Linked DNA regions of Homo sapiens: region 2 is linked to region 1. A link is an interaction called in ENCODE POLR2A ChIA-PET data of the cell type or tissue named here. Cell type or tissue: CD4-positive, alpha-beta T cell. All regions are shown on one strand. Links, peaks and the distances in the headings refer to the core of each region. The heading gives the core; the rest is flanking DNA. Region 1 overlaps UBAC2 (UBA domain containing 2). Region 2 has its middle 40 kb from the start of DOCK9-DT.

What was found. ChIA-PET counts read pairs that join two places held together with the same protein. Peaks named below come from ENCODE experiments on the same cell type or tissue, not always from the same donor. Only the 100,000 strongest peaks of a DNase experiment are listed, where the experiment ranks them.
Region 2: POLR2A ChIA-PET joins it to region 1 with 9 read pairs; 8 of 35 experiments call an interaction of 5 or more read pairs at or near these places.

What each region holds. Positions count from the first base shown.
Region 1 is chr13:99,213,288-99,226,840 of GRCh38, forward strand. The region is part of intron 1 of UBAC2 (UBA domain containing 2); the gene reads left to right. It also overlaps the pseudogene H2AZP3. Among named protein-coding and RNA genes, the nearest start is that of UBAC2, 19 kb to the left of the region's middle. In CD4-positive, alpha-beta T cell, for the core only: no CTCF peak of the experiment used is centred there; a DNase peak (open chromatin) is centred at 5,894; H3K4me3 peaks cover 1,846 bases; H3K27ac peaks cover 2,313 bases.
Region 2 is chr13:99,045,266-99,047,765 of GRCh38, forward strand. It overlaps a transcript of DOCK9 not described here. Among named protein-coding and RNA genes, the nearest start is that of DOCK9-DT, 40 kb to the right of the region's middle. In CD4-positive, alpha-beta T cell, for the core only: no CTCF peak of the experiment used is centred there; a DNase peak (open chromatin) is centred at 1,186; H3K4me3 peaks cover 1,126 bases; H3K27ac peaks cover 2,408 bases.

The sequences.
Region 1 (13,553 bases), core at 4,676-7,175:
CAGGTGATCTGCCTTTCTTGGCCTCCCAAGTTGCTGGGATTATAGGCATGAGCCACCACGCCCTATCCATAACTTTTTTTTTGTTTTTTTTGAGACAAGGTCTTGCTCTGTCGTCCAGCCTGGAGTGCAATGGTGTGATCTCGGCTTACTGCAACTGCTGCCTCCCGGGTTCAAGTGATTCTCCTGCCTCAGCCTCCCGAGTAGTTGGGATTACAGGCACCTGCCATCATGCCCAGCTAATTTTTGTATTTTTGTAGAGACAGGGTTTTACCATGTTGGCCAGGCTGGTCTTGAACTTCTGACCTCAGGTGATCCGCACGACTCAGCCTCCCAGAGTGCTGGGATTACAGGCATTAGTCACTGCACCCGGTCGATTATAACATTTTATCGTACTAAAATAAGTTTTTTTTGCAGTATTTTCCCGTTAGAAACACTTAGAACATCTTTGTAACTAAGTTATTGATTGCATCTTTAACCCCATTTTAAAGAAATAATCATAAATGTTGAATTATAGAATCAAAAGATAAGAATATTTTATTTTATTTTATTGTAGACAGAGTCTTGCTTTGTCGCTCAGGCTGGAGTATAGTGGCGTGATCTCAGCTCACTGCAAGCTCTGCCTCCCAGGTTCAAGCGATTCTCCTGTCTCAGCCTTCTAGTAGCTGGGATTACAGGTGTGCACCACCACACCTGGCTAATTTTTGTATTTTTAATAGAGATGGGGTTTCACCATGTTGGCCAGGCTGGTCTCGAACTCCCAACCTCAAGTGATCTGCCTGCCTCATCCTCCCAAAGTGCTGGGATTACAGGCGTGAGCCACCGCACCTGGCCTGATTGTGTATTTATTGTAGAGCCAGGGTTAGAACTTAGGTCAGAAAACCTGTCCTGCTGTTTCTTCAATCTTGTATCATTTTTTGCCTTGGCATCTTTGGTTTGTTTTTTTTTTTTTTTTTCCTGGAATCCCTCCTGGAGTAAATTTTTTTCGTGTAAGGACACGAGTGGTGAACTTCTGGATCTTGCTTGGCCGTTCTTGTGCAGTCCTGAATGACTGGATTCCTAAGTACCTAGTGTGGGTTTCCTCTTTGTTTGTGGGTACAGCCTTTTCCCGCAAGAGGCTCAAACTTGAAATGGCAGGGCTGACTCTAGGTTCTCTTCTAGTATGCAAGGAATATGAATAGGCTGGTTTGCATATAGGTTGCAGAGGTGGGGAGTAGGTGGTGGTGGGGGAAGCAGGACTGTGAGAACCCCCTGCAGTCGTCAAAGGGTGGCTCATTGCTTTCTGTGGCTTTTACTCCTGAGTGAAGCTGCCTTTCTTATTACCCTCCTTGTCCGTTCCCCGTCACCTGTGCTGTGATCTGGTTTGGAAGTTTGAAGTTACCCCAAGCTCTCTTCTACTTTTTTGCAGACCTCCAACCCCCTCATTGTTCTCCTTAAGCAGATTGTCCCCCACCCCACCCTTTTTGGAGAGTTTCTAGGATTTTATTTTGGGGGAATAAATAAATTTCTTTCCAACTGGGATGGTGGTGAAAAGGCTGTTTGTAGACTGTGGGTGGGGAAGGGTTTGAGGCCCCACTGCTGTCATGCTTGTTCGGTGGCATTTGCACCACTGGAGATGATTTTAGACAGGGTGTCAGCCCAGCAGTAAACATCATTGAAATAGAAGTCAGGTCATGACTCCCTTTTCAGTTCTTTTCTTTTTGTTTTTTTTTTTTCTTGGGGGATATGACCTTTATTGAGCTTATCCACCACAGTGGAAATAATGTCTGTACAAAGCCAAATGTTTGTTACTATAACTTCTGCATTACAATTAAAATCCAAACAGTTTTTTAAAAACAGTCAGCTCAATCAAAGCCCAGTACTTCAGAATCAATAGCTTCCTTGAAGCCACAGTATCACTTAAATATGGTTAAGACTCAAATGCAGAAATTTGGTTGGAAAGCTAATTAAACTTCCAACTTGCCCAAATAGAATTACAAAAAGACAAAATTGTGTTTTTCACAGAAATATAGTCCACTGGCATCACCAACACTGGACAGCTGTTCTTTTATTTAGAGTCCTGAGATAACAAGGAATCCAGGCATACATTAGACAGTCTTCTGTTGTCCTTTCTTCCCAATCAGAGATTTGTGGATGTGTGGAATGACACCACCACCAGCAATTGTAGCCTTGATGAGAATCCAATTCTTCATCTGCACGAATAGCAAGTTGCAAGTGACGAGGGGTAATATACACTTTACCTTTAAGTCTTTTGATGCATTTCCTGCCAGTTCAAGTCCCTCTGCGGTGAGGTACTCCAGGATGGCTGCGCTGTACACAGCGGCAGTTGCACCCACATGTCTGTGACCCGTCGTCCTAGATTTCAGGTGTTGATGAATACAGCCCTCTGGGAACTGCAAGCCGGCTCTCTGCGAGCGGGAAACCGCCTTTGTCTTGGCCTTTCCGGAGTCCTTCCCAGCCTTACCGTCAGCCATTTCGAGTTCTGCTGAAGCTCAAGCAAGGCAGAGAAAGGGCTAATCAGACCCGTGGTGAGATCCCACCATCTACTCCTTCATCGCACCGTGATTCAAACTGCCCTTTTCAGTTCTTACTATTCCTGATCGGATCAAAGAGAAAATCTTGATGTGGTGCTAGTCTGAAAGACCTCTCTAATAAAGGCTATTTTCCTATTGTAACAAAAAGAGCAGGAAGTAATATTAGTCTTTAATAACTTTGTTTTGTTATAGGTTGGTGCAAAAGTAATTGCGGTTTTTGCCATTAAAGGTAAAATGGCAATTACTTTTGTACCAACCTATATTTGTGTGTGTGTGTGTGTGTGTGTGTGTGTGTATTTTTGAGACACAGTCTCACTCTGACGCCTCAGCTGGAGTGCAGTGGTGCAATCTCGGCTCACTGCAACCTCTGCCTCCCTGGTTCAAGGGGTTCTCATTCCTCAGCCTCCGAAGTAGTAGCTAGGATTATAGATGCCCGCCACCACACCTGGCTAATTTTTGTATTTTTAGTAGAAACAGGTTTTCACCATGTTGGCCAGGCTGGTCTCAAACTCCTGAACTCAGGTGATCCGCTCACCTTGGCCTCCCAAAGTGCTGGGATTACAGGTGTGAGCCACCGTGCCCGGCCCAGTGTGTTTATTTTTATAGTTACCACCTATTAATGAGAAAGCAACACTTGTTTTCCATTTACCGTAGTGATATCAAATTTCGTTTAAAATATTTATGTAAATCATAGGTGATTTAAAGAAAAATATTAATAACAGGATCAGGGCAGGCAGAAACTGGTGCTGTAGTGGTAATGCCTGCAGTTTGAGAAATGCCCTCAATTCTCCCGAAGATTGTTCATATTCCTCCCCAGGTCTTGGTATTTGTTGATTCTTTCTCTGGACTCAGTTGAAAGGACACATTTCGCTGGTGTTTTGAGGGTTCTTTTATTTTGAAACAACTTTGGAAGGGCGGGAACGTGGACAGGTGTCCTGGGTCTGCTGTCTTAGACTGGAATTTTACCTGGTGGTCTTCTTGGTTTTGTCGTTTTTGTTGGACTCTTTTCTTTTTTCTTTTTTTTTTTTTGAGACGAAGTCTTGCCCTTGTCCCCCAGGCTGGAGTGCAGTGGTGCGATCTTGGCTCACTGCAAACTCTGCCTCTTGGGTTCAAGTGATTCTCCTGCCTCAGCCTCCCGAGTAGCTGGGATTACAGGCGCCTGCCACCATGACCGGCTAATTTTTGTATTTTTAGTAGAAACGGGGTTTCACCATGTTGGCCAGGCTGGTCTCGAACACCTGACCTTGGGTGATCTGCCTGCCTCGGCCTCCCAAAGTGCTGGGATCACAGGCGTGAGCCACGGCGCCTGGCCTCTTTCCTCGTTTTCGAATTAATTTTAGTGTTTGGGGTTTTAGTGGGGCTTGTTCCCCACTTCAGCTAGGCCGTTGCTCAGCGTCAGTGGCTGGAGATGTTGGCAGAGTCAGTCCCTCCATCCATTAGGTGCTGAAGGGCCACTCAGAAGCCCAAACTTGCAAGGGTTTTTCTGCTCGGATCTCTTACGCTTTTCTCCCAGGGAGAGGTCCCGTGGCTCATCAGAGCTTTAAAAACCAGACTTGGGTTTCTCCACCATGCAGGCGTGTGTTCTGCCTGCCCTCTTTCTCCAACCCAGACCCACGTAGGCTATGCTGAAACTCTGTGGAGGCAGACCCTCTTGTGTGGCCTGGGGACGTTCCAGCACCATCTTTGTAGCTCGGGCAGCCTTACTTGTCACCCTGTTTGGTTGAGTCCGACTTCTTGGGTCCTTGAACACAGGGAGGCACCCCGGCTTGGGGCCAGCTGTTACCCGCGCTCGCCCTGGCATGCAGCCCTCTGGTGTCTCAGCTGCGCTGATGGGTGCCCACCCCGCGGTGCTTCTCCAGGCCCCAGGCGTTTCCTTTGGTCTCTGTGGAGGTTGTGGGGGGCAGGTTGGAGAGGAGAGTTACTTGCCAGCACTTTAAAATTGGCTTATTTCAGACCTAAATTCAAGGTGTCTGTGATGTCCTGAGGCGGATGATCTGGCAGCCTCAGGGCCGAGTTGTTAGGTGGGTGGCAGCGTCCACCGAGCTCGTGCCCACCTTCTTGCCATCGACTCCCCCATTTCACTGCCTGCCTGGCCTCTGTAGGCACTTGAATTTACAACACGTTTTCTTGCCACTAACCACGCATTTCCCCACTTGAAAAGTATTATTTCTTCTCTCTTACAGTTTATCACATGGTCCAGAACTTTCTGTAAGCGTCCTGATTTACTTTATTTAGAGTTATTCCAACTGTTAACTGATTTATCCCATATTTGTGTGTTACAGTCATAATTTTTTAAACTTATTTTGGCTTTTAAAATTATTATTTCATTATAATTACATTTCTTGTCTAATTAGTACTTTTAGTAATTACTGCTTTTTACATTTAATCATAGTGTTAATGTTTGTATAAAATCTCCCTAAGAAGTATAAACCCAACTGGTGGCCACCACAGTGGTGGGACCAAAATGAACATTTAGGTGCCCAGTGCCTTTGCTGACTTGCAGATTTGAAACACTTTTCTCTGGCATGCAGGCCTCTGTGTTTGGTGCTGTTTCAGGACTAGGATTTTAAATTTTACAGCTCACTCTTTCCTCCCCTCTAATTCACACTGTTTAAGTATTTTAGATGTGGAGCACATTTTTTGTATCTAGAGGGTAAGTCCTTCTCTTTCCTGACCTTTTTTTTTTTTTCCCTGGAAACTTCTTAGCACTTTCTCCTGCTTATTTTCCTGATAAACTGTATAACTCTTGCTTCGATAACAAGTGTTTATTGGCTGCTGTCCTGAGCCAGGCACTCTGCCCGGTTGTCTGGGGACCTGTATGAGGAGCGGTCAGTGTGGCAGGTGTCCAGTGTCATTGAATTCTCCTCAATGCATTAGGGACAGGAGCTGATTGATGGATGGCTTCCAGTGTTTTACTTCTAAACACTGTAGGGAAACAGCTGTAACAAAAATAAACCTGGAACCTTTTGATCCCTGGACAGTCTTTGTTGAGACGATCACCAGGAGGCACTCATTCCTCCTTAACGTGGTCACCGAATCTAAGTTTCATTAAGTTTTCTTTTAGGAAGTCCAGAGACTTGAGGAATAAATCATAGTGGAAGTGCAAGGTGTCTCTTGCAAGGCATGGGTTTACTGTGCTTTTGTGGATTTCTGCCCTTAGTTTTGGTTTAGCTCCTTTCTGATGAAAAACTTTATGAGAAAGTTACTTTATGAGACACCAAGTCACCCCATTCTTGTGAGAACCCTGAGAAGTTTACCAAATAGTTAAGTAGTCAGACATAGGAAAACCAATGTTGTGGTAGGATATGGCGGCTCCTCCTCTCAAGGGTGTGAACCATACAGGGCTTTTTGATGTGTGTATTTTTACATGCGTGACTTGTGGAGGCAGGCAGAGTTTCTGGGTTGCTCCCCTACCTGTCTGTCTTCAGCTAGAATGCTTCTGTAACAGCCCACAGGACTAAGCTTTGCAAGGCCTGTGGTTAGTGTCTCCAGTACCCAAAAGATACATATTTTTATTCAGTTAAAATTGGCCATTTTAACCATTTAAAAATGTTCACTTATTGACTTCCAGTACATTTACATTGTTGTGCAATTAACAGCAACCACAATTTAATTGCAGAACATTTTATCACGCCAGAAAGAAACGGAGTGCCCATTAAGCCAGGCTTGTCCACCCTGCAGCCCATGGGCCATATGCGACCCAAGACAGCTTTGAATGCAGCCCAACACAAATTTGTAAACTTTCTTAAAACATTCTGAGATTTTTTTCAATTTTTTTAAGCTTATCAACTATTGTTAGTGTTAGTGTACTTTATGTGTGGCCCAAGATAATTCTTCTTTTCCAGTGTGGCCCAGGGAAACCAAAAGATTAGACATCCCTGTATTAAGCCGTCATGCCCTATTACCTTCTCCCAACTGTCCCTGACAAACACTAATCTGCTTTCAGTCTGTATGGATTTTTAAATTCTGGACATTTCATATAAGTGGAGTCATATAGTACATAACTTTATATGACTGGCTTTTTTTCACTTAGCATAATGTTTTTGAGGTTCATCTATGTTGTAGCATGTATCAGGATCCATTCCTCTTATGACTGAATAATATTCTATTGTATGGATATACATTTTGTTCATTTGTTGATGGACATTGGTTTGTATCCACTTTTTGTGTTATGATAATGCTACTATGAACATTTGTATGTAGGTTTTTGTGGAAAAAAAAATCCTGTGTTTTCAGTTTTCTTGGGTATATTCCTCAGAGTGGAATTGCTAGGTCATGTCATAATTCTGTGCTTGACGTTTTGTGGAACCAAAAAGATATATCTTAAGTATTAAAATAGTACACATATAAAGTTATCATAGTTCCTTCTTATATATTAGAAAGAAATGGTTTCTTTATAGTCAGGCAGAACCAAGTTCAAATCCCAGCCCCTCTACTAACTAGCTGTGACCTTCAGTGAGTTATTTAGCCTTTCTTAGTTTATTTCTTCACCTAGAGAATGCTGATAATTAATTCGTGCTTCAGGGCTATTATAGTAATTCACTGAGATGGTATTACATGTAAAGTGCTTTTATTAGCACAGTGCCTGGCATAAAATAATCCACATATACTGTAATATTTATTTTAGGATAATACGTAGTCACCCAAGCCTGATTAGTATTTATTGCCTCAAAGAAATGACTATGTACTTAGGTCAAACCAAAGAGAAATCAGACCCAAAAGGAATTCTTAAACTTTATATTTTTATATTATCTTTGCCAGAGAGGTATTTTGCATTTTTACTTTTAGATTAATGCGTTGTCTGTTATTCTCAAAATTTGTAGCATCCCTGTTTTCAAAGGTAAAAGGATCTCCTGCAGAGAAGTGACTTTTTCTTAACCTTCTGTTTGATCTCTGCTTGGGTTCTGTGCGTATGAACCACTTCCTGGCTCTGCTCACAGAGAGGCCGAAGATTACTAGTGACTTGCCCCATCTCAGTGCATAAGGATTCACCATATGGATCTTTTTCTTGAATTAGTAACTAGTTACAAATTATTTTTTCTAATTGTCAAAATCGATTTTTTTTTGGTAAAAAATTAAGATCTCCCATGAACAGACCAGAGATTATCTCTGTTAATATTTTGGTAGATGCTTTTTTAAAAAAAGTATTTATATATTATTTTTGTATAATAATACCACTAGAATATTTTGCGCTTACTATTTAGGAACATCTTTCCAAGGTACAAAATATTTTTCTACAACCTATTGCTTAATGTTGAATATTATCCCATTTTTATGGATAGAACATAATTTACCCATTTCCCAATTAGATATTCATATTGTTTCTGGTCTTTTCACTATTATAAACAGTGCTGCGATGAACATTGTTGTAGCAGAATCTTTGTGCACATTTATGATAATTACTTTGGGCTAAATTCCTAGAAATGGATTTCTTGGATCTGTGTTGCAACCTCCACAAACTGCAGTCTTTTTATATTTCGTTCACAATTACATTTACTTTTGTTACACAGGGCACTACTTTGATTTCTATTAGTGCTGTTTGTGATTGTGTATGTCTTTCACTTGAAATCCACCATGAAGGTGAAAATTTGTTTGAACCGTGGCACTATATGGCAGTGCAGTGTAGTCAGTTGTGTTTGTAGTCCGGATTATCAGAGCTTGAATTCTGGTTCTGCTGCTCACTAGCTTCTTCTTGCACACTGTTTCAGTGTACTCAGCCTCACCTTTTATTTTATTTCTACAGAGTCCCATTTGGTGTGTAAGCTGGTTTTTTGTTCCTATTTCTGTGTTCCTCCCATGGGGCTTCTTTTCTATGGCCACTCTAGACCATTGAGGATGGAAGCTGATGGATAAAAATGCTGCCCTGTTCCACCTGGGATGGTAGTTGAGACACATTCACAAGGCTTCTCGGAAAGTCCTGCAGGTTCCAGCACCTGTCAGAAACATCTGTCACTCATGGTGATCGCCTACTTGACAGTGCCCTTCTTTGGACTCTTCCTCTGTTTCGCTCCCCGTGTCCTTCACTACTGCTCCCTGGGATCACATTCCAAAATAAAGTCCCTGCCTGGAAGCCTTTGTCTCACCTTTTACTCTTAGAGGAACCCCGGCTAAGACATTTTCTAGTCATGGATAGGTAATGTACTCTCCGAGTCACAGTTTTGTCTTCTGTATAAATCTGAGAAGAGTGATGTCTGCCTCATAGGGTTATTTTGAGGTTTAAACCGTGTAAGTAATTCATTCACCACATAGTTACTGAAAGGCAACTGTGTGCTAAGTGGTGGCATTCTGGCTATGGGGATATGGCAGTGAGCAAGACAACTAGGACCCTGTCTTCACAGGGTTTACATTCTGATGAAGGAGACGGACAAAGAAGCAAACAAAGAATTTCAAGTAGTAAAGAATGCCACAGAGTAAATTAACCAGGATGATGCACTCAAAAGCAAAAAATCACGATGGAAGGCCACTCTGAGGAGGTGCTCTTAGAAATGAGGACTCAATGGTGAGAATAAGCTGGACGTGGGAAGAACATTTTGGGTAGAGAGAGTAACAGGCACATAGGCCCTGTAGTGGGAGTGGCAGGAGCAAAGTAGCACACATAAAGTGTGATGCTAATACCTCCACTTCCTAAGTGCTTAATAAATGTTGGTTGGTATTAGTAGTTACTAGTTGGTTATATTAGTAATTAATAATTGAGGTTAGATCAAAGGGGTAGCCCATTGGTAATTACATAGCAGTAAGTGGTCAGTTTAGCCTTATGGATTGATGACAAATTGGTTTCATAGAATAAGCAGTAATTGGGCAGGATGAGAATGGTTTCATAGTATACTTTAACTTGTTGATATGGTAAATTACATTGATTTGCTTTGCATTCCCAGGATAAGCATTATTTGGTCATGATGTATTCTTTTTATATAATGCTAGGTTTGATTTACTGATGTTTTGTTGAGAATTTTGCATCTGTTAATACGTTCATAAAGTATATTGGTCTATTTTTTGCCTTTTAATATCTTTGCATGGCTTTGCTAACAGTGTAACACTGGCTTCATAACATGAGTTGGAAAGTGTTCTCTATTTTTCTGTGTTGTAACAGAGTTTGTATAGAATTGGTATTTAAATGCTTGGTAGAATTCTCCCCTGAAGCCATCAGACTTGGAGTTTTCTTTGTTGGAAGTCTTTTAACTATAAATTCAATTTCATAATATCTGTAGGACTATTTAAGTTACCCATTTCTTCTTGAATGAGCTTTGGTAGGTTGTGTCTTCCAAGGAGTTTGCCTGTTTCATCTAAGTTATCAAATTTATGGGCGTAAAGTATTTCCTAACATTCCCTTTCAAAAAAAAATTTAGTTGTGATAAGACATTTTAGTAGTGATAAGAAATACATAACATAAAACTTACTGTTTTAACTATTTTTAAGTGTACAGTTCAGTGACATTAAGTACATTCACATTGTTGTGCAACTTCTTACTATCCTTTTAATGTCTCTGGGGTCAGTAGTGATGCCTCCTCTTTATTCCTGATACTGATAATTGTGTCTTCTCTCTTTTTGTCCTGATCATTTCTGCTAGAAGTGTATCAGTTTTATTGATCTCAAGAACCAGCTTTGAGTTTCATTGATTTGTCTCTATTATAGTTTGTTTTTTCCATTTCATTGATTTCTACTCTTAATTATTTCTTTATATCTGCTTGCTTAGGTTTTAATTTGCTCTTCTTTCTCTTTTTCTGTTTTTTTTTTTTTTTTTTTTTTTTAAGATTGTAACCTACACCATTATGTGAGACCTTTTTTCTTCCTAATATAAGCATTTTTATGCTACATTTTCCCCTCTAAGCATTGCTCTATCTGCAGTCCACAAATTTTGCTTGGTTGTGCTTCATTTTTTTATTCTGTTTTAAATATACTCTAATTTCCTTTGTGACTTCCTCTTTGACCCAGATATTGTTTAGAAATGTGTTGTTGAGTTTTCACATATTTGGGGGATTTTCCATCTTTCTGCTGTTGGCTTCTGATTTTTTTGTGGCCAAGGAACATGCTTTATATGATTTTAATTCCTTTAAATTTTTTTGAGGACTCTTTTATGCCCAGAATATAGTCTATTTTGGTGAATGCTCCATATGCACTTGAAAAAATGTGTAACTTGCCGTTGTTGGGTGGAGTGTTCTATAAATGTCAATCAGGCCAAATTGGTTGATAATGTTTTTCAGGTCTTGTGTATCCTTACTGATTTTACTGGTCAGCTTGGGCTGCCATAACAAAATACCACAGACTGGGTGGCTTAAGGAACAGAAATTAATTTTCTTACAGACCCAGAAGCTAGAAGTCCAAGCTCAGGGTTTTGGCGGGTTTGGTTTCTCCTGGGGCCTTGCAGGAGCCTGCTGGCTTCTAGCTGTGTCATCACATGGTCTTTCCTTTGTGTGTGCAAGCATCCCTGGGTCCCTCCCTTTTCTTAAAAGACATGTCACATTGAATTAGGGCTCCATCTATCCTTATGACCTCACTTAACCTTAATTACCTCTTTAAAGGGCCTATCTCCAAACTTAGTCAGCATAGAGCTTCAACATACAAATTTTAGGAGGAAACGTTCAGTCCATAACAGTGATTTTCTGTTTGCTTGTATTATCGATTACTGTGAGAAGAGTGCTGAATTCTCCAACTATATTTGTGGATTTATCTACGTCCCATTTCAGTTCTATTAATTTTTGCTTCATTGAAATCCTTTCTCAGCTCTCAGATTCTATGATTCACTGTGCACCTCCCACCCAATGTTTTAATTATGAAAAATTTCAAACATGCCACAAAGTAGAAAGAGGGGTACACTGAACACCCATATACCCACCACCTAGATTCTACACAATTAACATTTTACTATGTTGGCTTTAGCAAATATCAATCCCTTTATTTATTTGATCAGTACCATATGATTTTTAAAAATGCATTTCAAAGTAGATTATAGTCACATTTTCTCTAAACACTTAAATGTGCATTGTTATTCCCTAGAGTTTAATAATAACTATTTAAAGGTTTTTGAGTTAAAATTTTTACGTAGTAAAAGTACAAATCTTGAGTTGATGAGCGAATCTTGTTGTCTATAATGATACTATATACTTATCCTGTGATGTGCAACTGTTTGGATATTTGTGTATTATTGCTTTCCACATAGGTTTCTGAGATGTGATTTTTGCTCATTTTGAGAGGAATACTTAATGGTAATTATCAGATCTGTATTTTTAGGGGTTTGTTTGGTCCTGGACAGAATTAAAATGGCTGTGTAAATAGGGTCAGTTATTAGTTCAGTAAATATTTGCTTATATTTAGTTTTAATTTTTAATTGTGGTAAAATGTACATAATATAAAATGTACAATCTTAACTATTTTTGTGTATAGTCCAGTAGTATTAAGTACGTTCATATTGTGCAACCGATGTCTATAACTCTTCTCATCTTGCAGAAATGAAACTCTGTATCCATTAAACAACTTCCCATTTCCCCCTTCCTCCGCCCACTGTACCCTGCCTCTGGCAACCACTTTTCTACTTTCTGCCTCTGTGAATTTTACTACTCTAGGTACTGCAAATAAGTGGAATCATATAATATTTATCTTTTTGTGACCGGCTTATTTCACATAGCATAATGTCCTCAAGGTTCATGCATGTTGTTCCATGTGCCAGTTTCCTTCCTTTTTAAGGCTGAATTAAATTCCATTATATGTGTATGCCACATTTTGTTTACCCGTTTATGCATTCATCTGCCAGTGGACACTTGGGTTCCTCCCGCCAGTATGTGAGCACCTCCTTCACATCACTCCCCTTTTGTTTAACAAACACTCTTGACTGCCTTTATGTGTCAGGTCCTATTGGAGGCATGAGGGATGCTGCAACAAGGAATGTACCAGACAAAGCTGATGCCCTAAGTAAGCTTGTGTTCTAGTGGAGACTGAAGATGGGCGGATGGACAATAGACCAATAAACATATTTCCTTGATTCTAAAATGCATTAGGTCCCACGTTTTAATGATTCTAAAATTGGAACGTGCCTTGTAATTGATGACGTCTTAGAATTATATTTGGCAGCGTTTATTTTTTAGTGGCACTAAAAATAATGGTGTATCAGTTTGAATCATAGAGTTGATGGATCACTATTAAATCCACTGTTAAGTGCTATGAAAAAAGCAGGACAAAGGATAAGGTAACATTTGAGCACAGCACATGTTTAGTTGATATGTTTTCATAGCAGGACTTCATCCCTGAAGGAGGCAGTATGTTGATTCACATTTGGCACAAACTCTGACCCCACTGTGAGCTGGTAGCACTTTGCAGACTGGTTATTTTGAGTGGCACTGGTAGAGAGGAGAGAGAGACCTGGCAGGTGAAGGCTTGGGGGAGCATATTGCAAGATGGGCCCAGATCTTGTAGGTAGGAAAGACAACATGTCAGTAAACTTAGTCAGGGCCATCTCAGTAACTGCCAACAGTTCTTCCAGTTGTCCAGAACAAAACTTAATTTTATTCTTGACTTCTCCATCTGCCCATGCACCCGGTTAGTCAGCATATCCTGCCTGCAGTACCTTCACAACATATCCCAGTTTCAACCTCCCTCTTCATCTACACCTCCACCCTGCTGGTTTGAACATCCTCCTTTCTTCCCTGGATTCCCTAACAGCCTTCTAACTGGTTTACTATCTTCCACCATTGCCTTACTGTAATTTCTTCTCAATTTAGCAACCAAAGTGATCATTCAAAAACATGTCCAATCATGTTATTCCTCTACTTAGACCTCCCCAAAGCACCCTGTCACATCCAGAGGAAAGGTTAAAGTCCTCATAATGGCCTGTAGGGCTCTGGACCATTCCCCTCATCACCACTTGTTTGACGTTAGCTCCCTCCCTGTCTGCCTTGTGCTCATTCTGCTTTTGCCAGTTGGCAGCCTTATCATCTCTTAATCATGTTGAGCATGTTTTCATCTCAAAGCATGTGTACTTGCTTTTTTTTCCTCCAGAATCACCCTTCCCTCAGATATCTGCAAGGCCTA
Region 2 (2,500 bases), core at 1-2,500, 170 kb before region 1:
TCAGTGGATAAATGGATAAATAAAATATGGTGTATACCGTATATACACAATGAAATATCATTCAGGCGCAAAAGAGAAAGAAATCGTCTGCAACAACATGAACATAGAGGACATCATGTTAAATGAAGTAAGCCAGGCAAAGAAAGGCTAATACTACATGACCTCACTTAGATGTAGACTCTAAAAAAGTCAAACTTACAGAAGTAGAGAGTAGAATGGTGGTTACCAGGGGCTGGGGGTGGGGTTTGGAGAGATGTTGGTAAAAAGATACAAAATTTCAGTTAGCTAGGGGGAATACAGTATAAACATGGTGACTACAGTAAATAAATAGCTGAGAGTAGAACTGAGTTCTCACCACAGAAAATGTTAAGTATGTGAAGTATTGCATGTTACTTAGCTTGATTGAACCATTCCAATTTTAAAACATCATGTTGTATACCCTAAATATACGGAATTTTTGTCAAAAAATGCATATATAAAAAGAGATGCCTCACCAGCTTAATCATCTTTTTAAAAACAAAACAAAACAAAACAAAAAAAACAGCAGCCGGGTGCGGTGGCTCACACCTGTAATCCCAGCACTTTGAGAGGCTGAGGCGGGCGGATCATGAGGTCAGGAGATTGAGACTATTCTGGCTAACACGGTGAATCCCCATCTCTACTAAAAATACAAAAAAAAAAAAAAATTAGCCGGGTTTGATGGCACGTGCCTGTAGTCCCAGCTACTCAGGAGACTGAGGCAGGAGAATGGCGTGAACCCGGGAGGCGGAGCTTACAGTAAGCTGAGATTGTGCCACTGCACTCCAGCCTGGGTGACAGAGTGAGACTCAGTCTCAAAAAAAAAAAAAAACCAGCATCACTGTGTCTAGAATTCACAAGACAACCAGGAAATATCTTAAGCAACGACAGAAAAGGCAGAAATGTATGTCCCAACACTGAGCCCAGGCTCAGCACGGGGCAGAACAAGCCGAGCGACCTCCCACCTGGCATATCTTCACTTGGAAGGTGGGACGCACACCAACAGGTTTTGCTGGAATGATGCCCTCCTGCTTTGAGTAGGAGGATCCTTAACTCCAGGGCCATAACACATTGCACAACCAAGGGCTTGGCCTGGGCTTTGCCACTCACCCATGAGATTAACAGAGGAAGTAGTTTGTTGGTTTTGAGGTTTTCAAAAGGAGGAAGGATTTTGCGCCCAGTATGCTAACCTCCTTAGCTGCGCTCCGGAAAACAGCACTTAAAGGGTTGCCCAACTTGTGGGACTTGTCTCGACAGTAAACACCTCATAGAACATGCCTGGTTATGAGGGGGCACACCTGACAGGAAAGTCCAGGACTCACAGATGAGGGGCCTTGAAGAGCCACTGTGAATCACTGCTGTGTTATCACATACTGTGTGTAAGTGCATGGGTGTAAAATAAACACACACAGCCTGGAAACCTGTTTTATTCAGAGTATAAGCTCAGATGTCAACATCTTTCTCTGCCTAGATCTATCACTTACTTTACTTTCATTCTTACATCTAACTCCTGACCTCTTAATCCTCCTGAAGACATCACCAGAAATGTCTCATACTTCATGCCTGCGTTTAAGGTACAAAGTGTAGCTTTGGATAGGTTTTTAAAAGGTTCCTGTTTAGGTTATGCTCCAAAGGAAAGCCCATCTTGACACTTCCTCTCCCATAAGGATGAGCGTGAAGAGAGCCAAAGTTGGACGAGTCCAGGTTTAATCTCCTATCTCTGATGATTAAAAGACAAAATATTTATTTAAAACACGGCCAAACAGCCACTGACATCTGTGCAATTTTTGGTGGCTATGTTGGACTATTCATGGGGGTCAAATAAATAAAAATGGCCAAGCCTATGAGTAAACTTTTCCTCATGGTAAAGTTTCCCAAGATAATGTGCTAATTGAAATACACGCCAGCTGACCCTAGAAGTAGGGCCTATTTAGAAAATTTTAAAAGTACATATTTTTTATTTCCTCAGAAACACAGCCTTTTCTGTGTATAGATTCAGGCTCTCTCTGGATGGGGCAGAGAACCACAGGCTGAGGAGTATCAGCTGCCATCGCAGCACATAAGCACGTCTGTTACCATCAGGGTCCCCAGGTTAGAATAAGGAAATTGTCTTTCTACTTTTAAACATTCTGGGGCCTAAGAACATCTTCTTAGTCTCATTTATTTTCACTCCTTAGGTGTTGTCTGAAAATAATGAAAGTCAAACTTTTTCTGAGAATCAGTGGTTCTAATCCTTTTTTTTTTTTTTTTTTTGAGACGGAGTCTCGCCCAGTCGCCTAGGCTGGAGTGCAGTGGTGCCATCCTGGCTCTCTGTAACCTCTGCCTCCCACCTTCAAGCCATTCTCCTGCCTCAGCCTCCTGAGTAGCTGGGACTACAGGTGCACACCACTATGCCCAGCTAATTTTTTTTTTAATTTTTAGTAGAGACGGGGTTTCACCATGTTAGCCAGGCCGGTCTTGAACTCCTGACTTCAGGCGATCC